2 separate regions of the Mus musculus genome follow, and region 1 is linked to region 2. A link is a contact called in ENCODE Hi-C data. All regions are on one chromosome and are shown on one strand. The core of a region is the stretch at or near the end of the contact, and the rest is flanking DNA. Distances in the headings are between cores, read along the strand shown.

What was found. Hi-C counts contacts between places; a loop is a spot of excess contacts on that map.
Region 1: a loop to region 2 is called in a map of regulatory T cell, with 3 times the contacts of the local background. The contact joins the enhancer-like site here to the promoter of Wdr31 in region 2. A Hi-C loop is called at or near these places in 1 of 37 maps with a recorded cell type or tissue (regulatory T cell).

What each region holds. Positions count from the first base shown.
Region 1 is chr4:62,753,204-62,756,333 of GRCm38, reverse strand. No RefSeq gene overlaps it. Among named protein-coding and RNA genes, the nearest start is that of Gm30699, 20 kb to the left of the region's middle. Within about 2 kb of position 1,378, at least 1 of the 3 ENCODE cell types and tissues checked has a DNase peak (open chromatin) inside an H3K27ac peak, as active enhancers do.
Region 2 is chr4:62,469,316-62,472,168 of GRCm38, reverse strand. Wdr31 (WD repeat domain 31) reads left to right here and starts at 1,270. Exons shown (of 11, transcript NM_023597.3): 1 at 1,270-1,350.

The sequences.
Region 1 (3,130 bases), core at 129-2,628, 280 kb before region 2:
CTGGGGACACACTAGTGGGACAAAGAAGTTTCCAGAAAAGGCTGAGCAGAAATGAACAGCAGCCAAGCAGGATGTCCCTCAGCACTCTCTAAAACTAAAGCCATGAACAAGTGAAGCTCAGCTGAGAAACAGCCCAGGCATCCCCCGGCTCACCTGCCTGTCACAGCAACCTGTCCTGAACCCTGGAGCCTGAGATGAGGTCCAGGGTCAGCAGGCAGGGAAAATGGTGAGTATCACCAAGATGGCTACAGCCATGTCAGGTTGAGTCACCCCACTTGCCGTAGCATGTCCTCATCCTAGCTCCTCCCTGGGCCTCAGTTTCCCCATGTGAAAAAATGTAGAAGAGACCGGATGTTGATTTCTAACCACGGTTGGCTTAGAACCAGTTTCAGAGTACACAGAGAAAATTGAAGCTATTTCTTCTTTCTGGGGCCAAGTGCACTAAAACACTGGGGTCTGAGTGAGGGAGTGAGTCTGAGTCCCACCCACCCTAAGTCCCTCTCACCATCTGAGCATCCCCCCCACTCCAAGCCCCAGGGCTCCAGATGTGGAGCTCCTCTGGGCCCACAGCCAGACACGCCCACACATCTGCTTCCAATCAGCATCCTGTCAGCCATCTGCCAAGGCCTTGGCCCACAGCCTTGAAGGCTCGCAGGGGCCTGGAGAGGGCTGCATGGTGCCAGTTACCAAGGAGACAGAGGCCTGGGGTGGGGGGCACTGGGTCCTCCCATATGGTTTTTGCCTAGTTCTCCTGAAACCATGTTTCCTCTCAGCCTAGACCCCCACAGGCCACCTGCTTCCTTGACCCTATGAACCAGGGCCCTCATAGGGGGTGAGGAGGTGTGAAAAAAAGACCCAGGAATAGACACAGAAGACAGGAACCCAGAGGTGTGGCCAACCCTTGGCTGCAAGTGCGAGTCCGGAGGCAAGAAAGCCACTCAAATTTACTTGACTGCTTCCTACTAGTATAACCTAGGCACAGCCCTCCTGAATCCTGGCTCCTGACTGCAGTGGGGATTTGTCAAATCACATCATGAGAATGACAAAGCCAACCTACGCCAAATGCCTTATGCACTGTTGCATTCCAGAACACAGTAGGTGCTGCTATTATTCCTCTCGTGGGCAAAAATAAAGGCAGTCCCTATTACTCTTACTCAACAGTTCCCACTGTAGCCAGTGGAAGGTTTGGGGGGATTCCTACACAGGGTGAATTGGAAGTCCCATGGGCACTGAGCAAGTAGAGGAAAACTGGAAGAGAAGTAGGAATGTGGCCTGCTCTGCCAGCCCCACCTACCAGCCTCAGTTCCTCGATTCCAAGGGCTCAAACCCCATAGGCTGGGCTGTGTGTTCTGAGACTCTAGCAGCCATTTCTCTAGGGGGCCATCTGGAAGTCTATTTCAGTACAGAAGGGCAGTGAAGGGAGGTCAGGGTGGCCTAGCCTCACTAGCAGGACAGCGTGACTACCCAGCTGTGGCCACTAGGTTAGCCGGTTCTCAACCAGCCCTGTGAACTTCATTCTAATAGTGAGGGTACCCTGGGGGTGCTGTGCTGTGCTTGTTAATTTGGAGTGTTTTATTTGTGTGTGGCGGGTGGTTTGGGGAGGGGTTGTTTGGTTTTGTTGTCAACTTGACACAAATTAGTGTCATCTGGGGAGAAGGGAAGATGAGGCACTGTCTCCATTAGATTGGCCTGCGGGCAAGTCTGTGGAGGCATTTTCTTGGTCTGTGATTGATGTGGGAGAGCCTAGGTCCCTGTAGGTGGTGCCACCCCTGGGCAGGTGGTCTAAGAAAGCAAGCTGAGCCAGCCAGTGGGTAGCTTTCCTCTGTGGCTCCTGCCTCTGCTCTTGCTTGAGTTCCTGTCCTGACATCCCTTAATGATTAAATGCGGACTGGGATCTATAAACCCATGAGCCCACTCCTCCCCAGGATGCTGTCGGCCACAGTCTATCACTGCAATAGAAAGCAAACTAGGGTGAAGTTCAGTGTAGGAGCTGTTCTCGATGCCGTAGCAACTCAAAAGGAAGACAATGGCCACAGATCTCAGCCCAGTCCATCCTCCTCCACAGCCATGACGCAGCCATAGGTGACACACGCATTTGCCTACTGTGTACCAGTCCCTGAGCTGGACACTGGGATTCCAAATGCAAACAGATCTAGTCCAAGGAAGCAAATAAAGCTGTGACAGAGAAAACCCAGGGATGAGCAGTTGTCTCAGAATGCAAGGGAATTGTCCTCCGCTGGAGGATGAAGGATGTCCAAAGAGAATGAGAGAGGAAGGCACCCTCACCCTGTAATCTTTTGCCCCATGACCTTGCAGCATCTTTTTCTCACCTCAAAATTTCCCTTGGGGTATGGGAGTCTTGACCCAGATGGAACATGGGACATGGGGTCTTGCCTCACTGAGAAAGAGAGCAAAGCACACAGAGAAAGCAGAAGAGGGGAAATGAACTTGACAGTGGGGATGATCTGGGATTCAGGTCCCAGGTCCAGCACGGCTGGGGGATACGGGGCAACTCCGTTACTCTCTCTGAACCTCCGCTTGATACTTACAAACATAAGTGCATTAAGAGAACACAACCTCAGCTCACAGGTGACAATGGCAGTGTGTGGTTTTCTATCCATGGATGTTCCCCCACGTCCTCTTGGGCCGTGCAGGGGAGGGAGTAATGAGAACTCTCTACCCTACGTGACAGCAGTCTTCTGTTCCATGCCTAGGATCCTCACCATTGTCCTAAGGAGATGCTGTGTCCTTGTAGTATCATGCCTCCTGATGCAGTTATGATCACCATGGAGACAGTGAAGGACAGGAACTCCTCCCTAGAAGACAGGAAGCTCAGATTTCCCAGGTCCATGAGTCATGCAGTTACTATTTTTCAGGTACACATATACTGACCTACTAGTGGCCTGACCCACATCTACTGAGGATGTGACCTGTTCACCCATTCTGTCTCAAGGCCTTCAAGTGAACCTGCCCAAGTGCCGTTCCGTTGGGGAGAGTGTCATTTTACACCCTGGGGCTCATGGTCCTTAGTGACTGGAACTTTCTTCTGCCCTGTGCAGTGAAGGCAAGTGCTATGGCTGATGGCAAGTTCCTACAACAGTCTCCTCTGCAGGCTTAATAGCTTGGGCCC
Region 2 (2,853 bases), core at 21-2,520:
GACTCTAACACCTTAGTTTGTACTTGACCCAAATCAGTAGAAGTCTATTCTACTGCCAGTATTTTGTAGAAATACAGTATTTTGTAGAAATCAGTAGAAGTCTATTCTACTGCTAGTATTTTGCCATAGCAATGGGTTATACACTGACTCCAAAATTTACCTAACAACTATTTTTTAAAAGATTTATTTATTTTGTGAATATGAGTGCTCTACCTGTAGAGCTAGAACATGCACACCTGTGTTCCAGAAGAGAGCATCAGATCCCACATGGTTATGAGCTGTCATGAGGTTGCTGGGAATTGAACTCAGGATCTCTTAACCGCTAAGTCATCTCTCGAGATGTTAGTCTTTTGTTAGTACCTTCCCATTTGAATCTGAAGAAGGTACTGACAGTCTTTTTGTTTGTGGTGCTGGCTCATCCCAGTTTGATGAAAAACAAAGTGAAAAGTATTCAGTTTGGCAGCACATGTGTTAAAATTGGAACAATATAGGAACTGGAGAGATGGCTCAGCGGTTAAGAGCACTTATAGCACCTGCAGAAGACACAGGTTCAGTTCCCAAAACCCACAGGGCAGCTCACAACCATCGAGCTCACAACCATCGGTAACTCACGTTCTGTAGGATTAGAACTCAGTAGGCACACAAATTATATATATATATATATATATATATATATATATATATATATATATATATGTATATGCAGATAAAGCACTCACACTTATAAAATAAGTTATTTTCAAACCGTTTTTTAAAAAGTGGATTGACACAGAAAACAAATTAACATGGTCCCCACACAAAGGCGAACGGCACAATCAAAACCTTCCATATATTTGAAACTCATTACTTTATCTATTTAGAAAAATTAGTAAAAATAAACACACACATGCCAAATGAGAGGAATGGATTAAGATGTTTGGGAAATGTTCAATGGAGAAAATCTCTGTCTATATTCAGGGACATTTAAAATAAATTTTCTGGGCGAATAATAATTACAAAGTGACACTTATTAATCGCTTACTCGCTGTGGCTACGACAGATATCACCGCTTTTCTTGGAGGATACAGGTGCTTCATGTTCATGTAGCGTGGTTAAGCACAAACCTCCCCTGCATAGAATATTCACATACCATCAAATTAGAAAAGGAAAATACGCTCTCTCGGCTCGGCCCCTGAGGGACTTCCGGCACGTGGAACCTGGGTTCCGGGGCTGCCGTGGACGCCCGGAGCGTTTAGGTGGAACTCCCGCCCTAGCGACGCGCGCCTGGTTGCTAGGGGCGGAGGCGCGGGAACCTGTGGAAGCTAAGGATGCCTGCTACCCGTGCTTTCGGGCCTCGGTGCTAGCCCACCGGTGGGTATGGAGCCCGAGGTGGGAGAGAGGGAGCATCGGGGGGCATCTTCGCGCTCTCCCCAGCGGTAGCCAGCCACCCACCCGAAGTGAGGAGGAGGTCTGGGAGGGTATGTGTAGGACCTGGTTTCACCTGCTTCCATCTTGGCGTAATCCTCCCCTGGCACGTGCACATGAAAGTAAGCTTTAGCAGTTCAGATAATGGACAGGAGTAGGAGCATTTATAATCTGAAGGGCCAGAAAGAAAACAAACAAGACAACAAAGAACTGCACGCTGATGGTCCTCAACGTTGGGAGTTCTGATCTAGCGCCGACCCTCAGTGAGACCGGGTGTCTTGTAAATCCTCTTACTGTCTGAATCTTTTCCTTTACATTATCATTAGAGTCAAACCAGTCCACCTCCTATAAGCTTCTGCGAGTCGTTTGTTAATCTTTGAACACTGGTGTAGATGTCTTAGTCACAGAGAGTATAGGTTAGATAGACATCCATGTGAAAGATTTGGGAAGAGAGCGTGGATTTAAAAAAAAAATCATTTATACCAGTTGGGAAGTGGCAGTGCATGCCTTTAGTCCCAGCATTGAGGCGGTAGAAGCAGGCAGATCTCTGAGTTCTTGGACAGCCTGCTTGGTCTACAGAGTGAGTTCGTTCCATGACAGCCAGGGCTACACAGTAAAACCCTGTCTCAAAAAAAAAAAAAAAAAATAATAATAATCATGTACACAACTAGCGCCATGTTAAAAGTCTCAGTGATCATACTTGCTAGGCCAGAACACATACACAGAGATTTATTAAAAAGAATATATCACAAGAAAAGTCAGGCCTAGTAGGCACATTCTTAGAATAAACCCGAGTGGGAAGAGTTCTTTTCGATAACAAGTCACGGGGAACTTGCTCAGTCTTGTGTGATTCATGGTAGGTGAAGAGGCAAGGGGCATCTCACTACCTTGCTAAGTAGTACATTTTACAGCGTCATTTCTTCAATATTTGGGTTAATACTGTGTCAGACTGCAAATGTTTGTATAAGACATCTCAAGTCACTAGGATCATATGAGAGGTTTTTTGTTGTTGTTGTTGTTGTTTTGAATCTTTGTGTGTGTGTGTGTCTACAGACAGGATGAGAAAAGTCTACTGAAATAAGATTCATTTCACTCAGTTCTGCCCCCATGACAGCAAGTTAGCTCTATGGATCACAGTTGTATCAAAGGCTATAAAGGAATTGTGTACTACATAACCGAAAGAGGATTTTCTGAGCTCTATCTAATGTAGGCCTTTGGAAAGCAGATTTGGACAGAGACAGATCAGGGGTTCAGATGTAGATCTGCTTCCCCCAGAAACCCACAGGGCATCCAGAGCCATCATGACCTTTCAGCACCTTTCCAAGTGCTTCCAGCCTTTGTGGGTTGAAGCAGGGTGATGAGCCTTCAGAGATATTTTTTGGATGGTCTTGTTAGGTAGTTTAAAAAGACCATTATTTTGAGGTCTGGTCACATGAGCCTGTGAGGCAG